Regions from separate parts of the Homo sapiens genome. Here region 2 is linked to region 1. Evidence: chromatin loops called from intact Hi-C (ENCODE). Cell type or tissue: OCI-LY7. All regions are shown on one strand.

Region 1 (5,000 bases):
ATTCCTCATCGCTCTGCCCTGCCTGTGGTGGTCTGGCCCGTGGCCCCTCCTCAAGGGCAAGGCCTGGCAGCACAGTCTCACTGTCCATCTGCCCACTCATGCCGGCCCATCACAGCCACTTGCTGGACGCTGAGCGGACCCAGTCACCCTTTCCAGGTGTGAGCAACGCGGTCTCCGTGCAGGAAGGTCTTGCCAAAGTCACGTGGGACACAGTGGTAGCTTGTCTCAAGTCCCCAGCAAACCCGGGCTCTCTCCAGGATGACAGTGATCGCCGCATTTATTGAGCGAGCTGTGTGCGGCAGGCCCTGCACTAAATGCTCCCCTGCATTCTCGCACTTAGCTATAAGCACGCGGTCAGCAGTAACTATGGCCACCAATGGTGTTTTTCTTCTTACTTACTCATCGTATAATCCCAGAGGTACTTTTATTTCTTTATTCTTCTACATGTTCCATTTCCTCCAAACTGGGACTGGAGTTACTGGCTTGCTAATTGGGATGTTACAAAGAAAGACAGACAAGTACAATTCCAGTTTGGTAGGAAGGAAAAAACAAAAAAAACCCAAAACGACTCTCTCCAGTCTAGTACCTTCGAGTACAGCTCATTAAAACTAATTTTATTCAAGGCCTGACGCCCATGACGAGCCAGACAGCACATGCCTCGGTCTCCTTTCCCACGCCTTCCTGCTGCCTGTCTCTGCTGTCTAGCTGTGCGAGTGCGAGCATGTGTGTGTAAGCGTGTGTGAGCATTGTGTATGAGTGTGAGCGTGTGTGTGAGCATGTGTGTGTGTGGACGTGTGTGTGTGAGCTCCCTCACACAGGGGAGGGCTTTGTGACCTGGCATGGGGGCACTCGGGGCGGCTGAGGTTGCAGCTGGGACGGACATGGCACCCCAGATGCAGCTGTGGGGCCTGCACACCCTGGGCTGGCCCTGATCTGAGAAGTTTAGGGGAGCAGCCCTGCTTTCCAACAGAGGCTGCACTCACCAGCTTGCACCAGCTCGGGGAAAAGTAGCAGCTGCCCCCCTAGGCTTCTCTGGGGAAGGAAGTAGGCTTCCGAGCACCCATCATGCTGGGCAATGTCTGTTCTAATCCCACACATGTCCCACCTTTGGTTTCAAGTAAACAAAAGGCAGGCTTTGACTTTCTTGTTATCAGCCCGGCAGTGTCACTGGGTCATTCCAGTGCCCCACTCACGCCACTGATGCTCCAGGCTGAGGCGGCCACCACAGAGAGCGCAGGGTGGGGGCGTGGTGGGGGCGCAGCACTCACTGCTAGTGGGCGATGCCGTGGCCAGCCGCATCACCCTAACCGCTCTTTCAGTGCTCAGGGCCAGGGGTCAGTGTTTCTGAAGATAATCTAGTATGACAAAAGACAGGTTTTTACGAAACCAAGCCATGCTCTTTGATGGGAAGTTACTTTAGGCATGGCTCTTCCCAAAGAGCACGTGCACAGGCCTGGGAGCCGTGTGAGAGGAAGCTGGATTCCAGGCCGGGGGCAGGCGCGGCAGAGAAGGGATCTCGGGGGCCCCTGCACCCGCCGGCAGCCACTCCCACCAGCTCAGCAACAGTAGCGCTCGCCAGTCCCTCAGGTGTGAACATGACACGTGTCTGTGTGTCCGGGCTGCAGTTGGGGGAAGAATTCTGGGGCACTTCAGGGGGCCCATCGTCAATACAGCAGATGAGGATTTGGGATTGTGTTACAAAGTTTCCTTAGGTTGACGGTTACTTAATGACTTTATTTACTGAAGAGGAAACAGCCCTTCACAGGTAAAATGGCCAAAAGAAGCTCCTCAAGAGAGCTTAACCTACTCTCCAGATCCTGTGGATTTGGCTTTTGTAAAGGACATGAATGACTTACTTCCAGGGACAAGTCTATTTTAGCTCAATCTTCACCATTTCTTTTCAGCAGCCACACGTGTTTACAGGCCGTGAAACTAGATTTACAACCATTCTGCAACCAGCAAGGACTTCTGCAGTCTAATTTCAGCAAGACGGAAGGTAGCTGATGCAGCTGCGTGCTCCTTTCCATCATGTGCGGAGCCACGGCGGGTTCTGATGTGCATACTGGCGAGCTGTGGGGACACCAGGAGGGAAGTGGCCTCCCAGGGGCACCCGGGGGAGGGGGGGCCCAAGCCACCTAAGGTGGCAGGCACCTGCATCCATATGGTCTGCCAGTGCAGGTGCCCTAAGGCTACAGTGAGGCCTAAGGAGAGGAAGAAGTATTTAAAAAGTGAAGATAGTGACATTTTCAATGCTTTATAATACATGCCACTGTGCATTATAGCATATCATGCAGATTTATCCAGGGCTAAAACGTATGAATACATTTCATTGCTAAGAAGTTAAATTGGTATTTATTTCACTGTAATAAAAATGTTATTCAAGATAATTAAATGGCTGATTAAATAACTCATTGTTAGCCCATATACATAATTTAATTAACAGGATACCCCATATTATTAAGATCACACACTGTTGCAATACCCTGTATGCTCACTAGATGGCAAGAGAGTGCATATGCTTGGCTTGGCTTTAATTGCAACATTTTTGCCTCCTTTTTTTAACTCATGAAAATGAAAGCTTAAGCTGAACTTTCAAATTAAATCATGTCCATTGTAAAAGTATTTTTGAAATGCAATAATATGTTCTGTACTGAGTCCCAGCAATACAGGAAGAAGACTCACATTCGGAGCCTGGTGGTGGTGTTACTACCACAGTGCCACAAAGAAAAGCCCATTCCGTCGTTTTCTATTAATGTGTCTTAAAATGCAAATGAAAGCCCGCCAGTGGAACAGGGAACTTTCCTCCCTGGGGAGTTTTAGCCCCATGATTAGTGAAACGTCAGTCCTGTGAATTTATAATTGATTCTTCATGTCTTTGCATAAGAATGTTCCGGCAAGCTGGTGACTTTCAGGTGACGCTGACAATGCCCTCAGCAGGTGGAGGCCTACTGCGGACCGCCCAGACCGCCAGGTGGGGGTGTCAGGGCTGGCCACAGGCAGCACAGGGAGAATGGCCTGTTTTGGGAGGCAGAGGGGTCAGGCCGGGTGCTTCGGGGTCACCTGGTTGCTGGCCAAGCCTTGGGTGGTGAAGAGGCCACCAGGGCAGGGGAGCAGGAGGGCCTACTTTTCACTCCCACTCAGAGGTGGGCAAGCCCTGCTGCAGAAGCCAGAGGGGGCTGGAGAAGGGAAGGGGGCGGGTGGGAGGAGGGTGAGGACCAGAACAAAGCACCTGTGCGGGCCACCTGACCTCAGTGGGACTATCTCAGGAGTGGCAGCGGAAGAAAAACCTGCTCTGAGCAAAACCACAGAACTTGAAAACCGTAATTTCCTTTATCCAGTGTGTTGAAGGAGAGGAGAGAGCTGTGTGAATGTCAGAGCTGGGAGGGATTTCAGAGATCTCAGATCTATGCCCTTATTTTAAGGAGGAGGCTGAGGCTTGCAGTAGTGCGAGGCTGCGTCACGGTCGCTTGCTACCGAGGATGAACAGGACGCCGAGTCTCCTTGTGCGTCCAGCCTGACGTAGACGCAGAAGCGCAAAGGCAGCGGCCCCGCACTGGGCACTGGGGCTGCGCTAAAGCCGGGGTGCGGGCTGCACGTCTTCCTGATGGAATGCCTGAGCCACTGATGGCTGTGAATCTATACCCGCACCCAGCCTGCTCGGAGCAGTGCCCGGGGTCACAGTCACCTCTGGGGATGCTGCAGGGTCCGTGCATAAAGCAGGGCTGCCACTTCAGGGTTCATGACAGAGCCCGTGAGCACAGTTCTCCGCTGGTAAATTGCCTGCTCTGCCTTGCTGAAAATCAAGCTCAGGAATGACCTTGGCCCCATGAAAGCCGCATGGGTGTGGGAGTTAAGGTCGCTGTCTTCGAACAGCCCAGGAGGTGTTACGAGCACTGCTCCGGAGCGCCTGCTGCTAGCTGATTCCTGCAGTAGCTCTCAGTACGCACAGCTGGCTGCAGGGACACTAGCTCCACACAGGGCACCCTGATGCCCAGTGTGGGAGGTGAGCCAGGTGTGGGGTGCGTTCCAAACAAAGAGAGGAGCCAAAAAACACCGTTGCACAGGCTGGCGAGAGCCAGGAGACACGGAAAAACAGATGACAGCCTCAGTTCAGCTCCTTGATTTCTAAGCTGTTTCCCTGCGGGCTGAGAGCTCTGGGGTGACGTCCTAAGAAGGTCTTGTGGGGAAGCCTGTCTTCAGGTGTTGTAAGCATCAATCATAAAATCAAAACCATGAGGTGAAAAAAACACCCTCCACGAAGATAGGGAGAACAAAGGACACCTTCTGGGGATGGAGTTCAGAGAAAAATGGGGGAAAATGAACAATACTTTTAATTAAATCATTTAGACCCACATTTCAATAATGAAATCTGATCATCTAAATTCTACATTCTGTTGAAATTTCTTGCAGTAGAAATAAAGTACATATAGCCCCATAATGTGTCACTGGGCTCCCTGTTAAGCCAGTACTTAGCTGGCTTCTCTGCACGGCCGGTCCCTGCCAGCATCTATTATACCAGCGGCTCCCTCGCGGCTCCCACTGACCCCGCTCTTCCAGATCACATGGCAGCCCTGCTTGGCCACCCACGTACCTTCATCAGGAGCAGACAGTTTGCCATGGAGTACATCACCCGGCCCAGACGTGACCTCCACAGCCGGATAGAGGCTACAAGGTAAGAGCAGCCTGTAAGTGCACAAATAAATTCGAGGCTCTTTCTAGCCCTCAATTACTGGGTCCTGTGAATTCTAATTTAACTTTAAAAGATCCCTCTTGTTAACACCACTGGATTTCGGCCTGGAATGCTGAATATGCTGCAGGCTGCACTGAGGCAGAAAATACAGCACTCGCATTGGGACCAGAGGTGGCTTTGGGAAGAGACCCTCGGCATCAGAGAACCAGGAGGGTGGCTGCTCAGCATCAGCCCAGACACAAGGCCAAATGGTCCGACCGGGGGCCCCGTTTCCAAAGCCAGAACCCTGAGAAAAGGAGCAAAGCTGACA
Region 2 (5,000 bases), 260 kb after region 1:
GGCTGGGCAGGGACCTGGGCACAGGGGAGCTGGGCCGGGGGCACACAGGAGGCTCTCCATAAACAAAAGAAGGAGCCCATCGGCAGCCATCCGCTTGGGGCTGGGAGGGAGCGGACAGGTCCACTCCTCGGCAACACCCAGCCTGCTGGTGCCCCTGTCCAAGCGATTCCTAGAGAGCTCCTCTGACTATCACCATGGCTATTCTTCTCCCAGCTCTTAGTGAGGCCCCAGGTGCCACCTCAGCCCTAACCCCCTTGTCTGTACCCAGATGTGGACACATACTCTCCCCATGCATGCCCAGATGCAGACACACCCGTCACCTCTACCTAGATGTGGACACACCCCCCAATGCGTGCCCAGATGTGGACACCCCCCCATGTGTGCCCAGATGCAGACACACCCCCCATGCCTGCCCAGATGCAGACACACCCATGTCACCTCTGCCCAGATGCAGACACACCCCGTCACCTCTGCCCAGATGTGGACACCCCCCCATGCGTGCCCAGATGCAGACACACCCCTGTCACCTCTGCCCAGATGTGGACACACCCCTCCCCATGCGTGCCCAGATGCAGACACACCCATGTCACCTCTGCCCAGATGTGGACACAGCCCTGTTACCTCTGTCCAGATGTGGACACGCCCCCCATAGCTGCTCAGATGCAGACACAACCTCCTCGCTTCTGCCCAGATATGGAGTCATGGGTACCCTGTCCCCCCAGTGGGTCTCTTGTGTCCCCACCTTCTCTTGACCTCTTCTCACCACCACAAGGTGTTGCAGGAAGTCAGGGACTGCGAACAGAGGGACCTGCTGAAGCCGTGACAGAAGAACATAAATTGTGAAGATTTCATGGACATTTATCACTTCCCCAATCAATGCTCTTATAATTTCCTATGCCTGTCTTTACTTTAATCTCTTAATCCCGTCATCTTCGTAAGCTGAGGATGTATGTTGCCTCAGGACCCTGTGATGATTGCATTAACTGCACACATTGTTCGTAAAGCATGTGTGTTTGAACAATATGAAATCTGGGCACCTTAAGAACAGGATAACAGCAATTTTCAGGGAACAAGGGACAATCGTAAAGTCTGGCTGCCTGGGAGCCGGGTGGAACAGAGCCATATTTCTCTTATTACCAAAACGGATAAGATAAATATCGCTGAATTCTTTCCCCAGTAAGGAATATTAATAATTAACAGCCCGGGAAAAGAATGCATTCCCGGGGCGGGGGGGGGGCCCTCTAAAATGGCCACTCTGGGGGTGTCTGCCATATGCAGTTGCAGATGAGGGATGAAACACACCCTGGCCTCCTGCAGTGCCCCCAGGCTTGCTAGGATTAGGAAATTCCAGCCTGGCGAATTCTAGTCAGATGGGTTCTCTGCTCTTGAACCCTGTTAAGATGTTTATCAATGACAATGCAAGCACAGTGGGACATGGAAGTTCATTAGTGGTTGTAGTTTCGCCCTGACCTTGTGATCTCACCCTGACCTTCTGCCTTGTGATCTTCTGTTGCCCTTGGAGCATGTGATCTCTGTGACCCACACCCTATTCGTACACTCCCTCCCCTTTGAAAATTGCTAATAAAAACTTGCTGGTTTTACGGCTCACGGGGCATCATGGAACCTGCTGACATGTGATGTCTCCCCCAGACACCCAGCTTTAAAATTTCTCTCTTTTGTACTCTTTCCCTTTATTTCTCAGACCGACCGACACAGGGAAAATAGAAAAGAACCTACGTTGAATTATCGGGGGTGGGTTCCCCCGATAACAAGGCTCTGCAAGGATGGTGGCTTTCAGTTTCCAAAAATGTTTCCTAAGCATCAGAGCAGGCTTTCGGAGTGGGAGGTGAAGATGTGGCTCTTCCTGGGCCCGAGGCCTCTTCTCCCTGACTGAGCGCAGTGTCTGCGTCTCTCACTGATGACCGCCTTTCTCGGCTTCTGACCAGGACTGTTTTGAGTTCTCAGTCTCTCGCACAGCCCATTTGCATAGGACTGGGGGGACACCAGGTCTTGTAGCTCACGCCTCCCAGTGGCCACCTCTGAAATTGGGAGGCCTCTTGCTGGGAGACACCAGGAGCATCTGCAGCCAGTGCGCTCTTTCCAGAAAGCCCTTTACCTGTGGCTTAGACGGTGCCCTATTTCTCACTGGGAACTGCCCGTCTTTCTGTTCTGAGTGGTGGTTTCCAGGCAGAGCCCCTGCCTGTCTATGCAGTGGGCACTCACTCTGTGGGGACCTCTGGGACTTGTTCACCCCGAGCCTGGGTACCCAACCTGCCCTGGCCAGCAAAGCCCCTCGGTAAATCTTGTGAGATGCTGAATAAACTCCAGCACCAGCTCGGTCATTGGGCCTCTCACGGCCTGTCTAGCAGCTCGTTTGGACCTGCCCTCAGCCTGGCCAGGCCCGCCTCACCAGCCACCTGCCTCAGGCTCCTCTCAGAGGGCTCTGAAGAGCACAGCTGGTTTGAAAGTTAACGGAATTAGTGGTGGGAACTGTGTCCCTCAGGAGGACTTGGGGGCAGGTGTGACAGAGGACCCTGGGGCAGACCTGGATGCTTCCTGCCTTTAACAGTCATCCTGTGCATTGAAATTCAACCCCCAAATTGAAATAACGATGCAGCCAACATGCTCAGCCTTTGTGCATGAAATCCTAGGCGAGCAGAGAAACGAGCTGGGGATCTTCTTGCAGGCTCACAACTGGGCCCCACCCTCTTTTAGGCAGGGGGAGGTTTTAGCCCTAACACCAGCCCCAGAGGGCCTTGCTGAGGCCTTCATGGTCAGCTCGCTGGCTTGGGGTGGTCTGATTAAATGCCAGGCGAAGGCCGTGTGGGCCTCGAGACGGAGGGAGGGAAGAGGGCGTGCACTGGAGACAGCATCTGACCAAGTGAATGTGTTTGTCCCTTTGTTATTCCGGAACCGCTCAGGTGGACCTGACTTGTTTTGTCGCTTTCTTTGGGGAAAGCCAGATGTTTGAGTTGTTTTGTATTGTTTTCCTTCAAGTTCGAGTTGATTATCTCTAATCACATACTTGCAAGCAAACGCTCTTTAATAGAGGCCTATTAATATGCTTTCTATTTTTTGCTGTGCTCAGTTTTATAGATTTCCCCAAGTAAGGTTCATTTTTGCCATTTAAGGAAAGGAAACAAAGACAGAGCTTCCTAATTATCCTCAGTAATTATTTTCAATAATATCCTTGAGTATACGATATCCTCTCGCGTTTTCTGAACAGACTTCACATTCTTCTTCTTTTCTTCTTCCTTTGGAAAACATCGTGACACTCCCAGCTGGCCAGCTCAGCGTCCCTGGAAGGGAAGGGACAACTGAAGTTCACCTCAGGACGGTGGAGCCCACATCATAACTGCACCCAGGTGGCCACAGCGAACGACACCACCCTCCGTGGCTGGGACACCCGGAGCATGAGGTCAGTGAGCCCACCCGGCGCAGGCCCCACTTCCTTTCCTCCCTCACCGAGCAGAACCGGGATGATGGTGGAGCTGATGGTGAGCCACATGCCTTTGGGGGCGCATGGTTTGTCTTTATCTCGTTTTTGTAGGAAATCATAAATCTTCATCTTGTTTCTTCACCCCAAATTAAGCTAGCACATCCACTGCAATGGAACCGGTGCACCTCGGTGGCTGTTTAATGTTCCATATTGATATCTCTGCATTAGCAGGAGTTTATTATGAAAACTAGGAATTGGGGCTTTTGTAACACTGAGCGAGATGGGGACCACAGGGTGCCCGTGTCTGATGAGCCGCTGCAGGCTGACAGCTGCAGTCCCCAGGTTAAGTCTCTCCTGGGGTCGTCCTTGACCATAGCTGTGCCTTCTGGAGACACACCTATAGGGCAATCATATTTTGTCATTTAAGTAATTATACCCAACAGCCAGCAGCTCTAATGGAACAAATAAGAGCGAGTTTTCCGTTCCAGTTGTGATTTTGATAGGCAAAGGAGTGATGGTAGCACGTCTGTTGCTGTGGCAACGGAAGCCCACACAAGCTTTTTTAAGATACAGTTTATCCCCTCAGCACACCATAATTTATCACCGAGCTGAAAAGACGGATGTCATGCAATAACTCGTGTTGATTCCAGGGTGGGGGCACAACTTTAGGTTTAGTTCCAAGGCCCCTCTGAAAACTCAGGGGCTAATAAAGAATCACTTGCCACTTCCTCCTTTGTGCACGTCCGTGCAGAGGGCTTGTTTGGTTTCCTAATCAGAAGCTGGAAACCACAGACTCAGCCCGTGATGAACGTCCTGCTGAAATCCATTTCTCCATGTCCTGTGGTCATCGTGTCCTTTGTCTGCATGGTTTTTTGAAGGATGTGAAGAATTTCAGTATCTGAAAACAAGAAACTCAAAGACTGACGTTACAGACCAAACAAATAAGCAAACAAAAAGATGCCCGTGGCTTTGATGGGTGACATCTGGCAGTGGCCTCATTTTGCCCGTGTTGTGTCTGTGGTGAGGACGTGCCAGCGCAGCACAGAGGGTCCTGGCGCCTTCTCATTGACTGTCATTTCTCCTTTTGCAAGCAGCTTTGGTTTGCATGGAGCCAGGATGCCTTTGGTGCTTTTTTAGGTGGTATGATGCTTTTGTGTGACAGTTACTGGTGATGGAGCATGCAGTAACCTTTAGTTAATACATCGTGCACGTGCGACTGTCCATCTAGTTCCCCGGGAATTTGCCAAGTTTTAAATTTTCTACCTTTGCCTGTTTCCCTTGAAAGATTTAAAAGTTTAGGTATTATATTTTAGGGAAGAAATATTAAGATATTGCAAAGGTGCAGGATATAAAAACCAGAAGATTTAAAAGTGGTTTAGGGCCGGGAGTTCTAATGTGAGAGAAAAAGATGAAAGGAATTGAGTTCCTCTACTTTGGAGAGCAGAGAACAATGATGGTCTTCAGATAAAGGAAGCAAATTACAAGGCACAGAAGTTTCCCATTGCTCATCAGCCCCATTGAGGCCTGCGGTGAGGAAGGTAAATGATGCAGGAGTGATTTC

Evidence for each region. Hi-C counts contacts between places; a loop is a spot of excess contacts. Peaks named below come from ENCODE experiments on the same cell type or tissue, not always from the same donor. Only the 100,000 strongest peaks of a DNase experiment are listed, where the experiment ranks them.
Region 2: a loop joins it to region 1, with 2.3 times the contacts of the local background. A loop is called at or near these places in 3 of 110 quality-filtered maps.

Annotation. Positions count from the first base shown.
Region 1 is chr2:3,459,928-3,464,927 of GRCh38, reverse strand. TRAPPC12 (trafficking protein particle complex subunit 12) reads right to left here. Exons shown (of 12, transcript NM_016030.6): 8 at 4,592-4,665. Among named protein-coding and RNA genes, the nearest start is that of TRAPPC12-AS1, 21 kb to the left of the region's middle. RefSeq lists enhancers at 3,373-4,240, 4,593-5,000. In OCI-LY7, a CTCF peak has its summit at 2,501 (motif pointing right); DNase peaks (open chromatin) are centred at 2,057, 2,507 and 2,807; H3K4me3 peaks cover 993 bases; H3K27ac peaks cover 1,696 bases.
Region 2 is chr2:3,195,299-3,200,298 of GRCh38, reverse strand. It overlaps EIPR1 (EARP complex and GARP complex interacting protein 1), which reads left to right. Exons shown (of 9, transcript NM_003310.5): 6 at 3,282-3,418. Among named protein-coding and RNA genes, the nearest start is that of LINC01250, 72 kb to the right of the region's middle. RefSeq lists enhancers at 1,165-1,703, 1,867-2,161. In OCI-LY7, CTCF peaks have their summits at 1,846 and 2,051; a DNase peak (open chromatin) is centred at 4,188.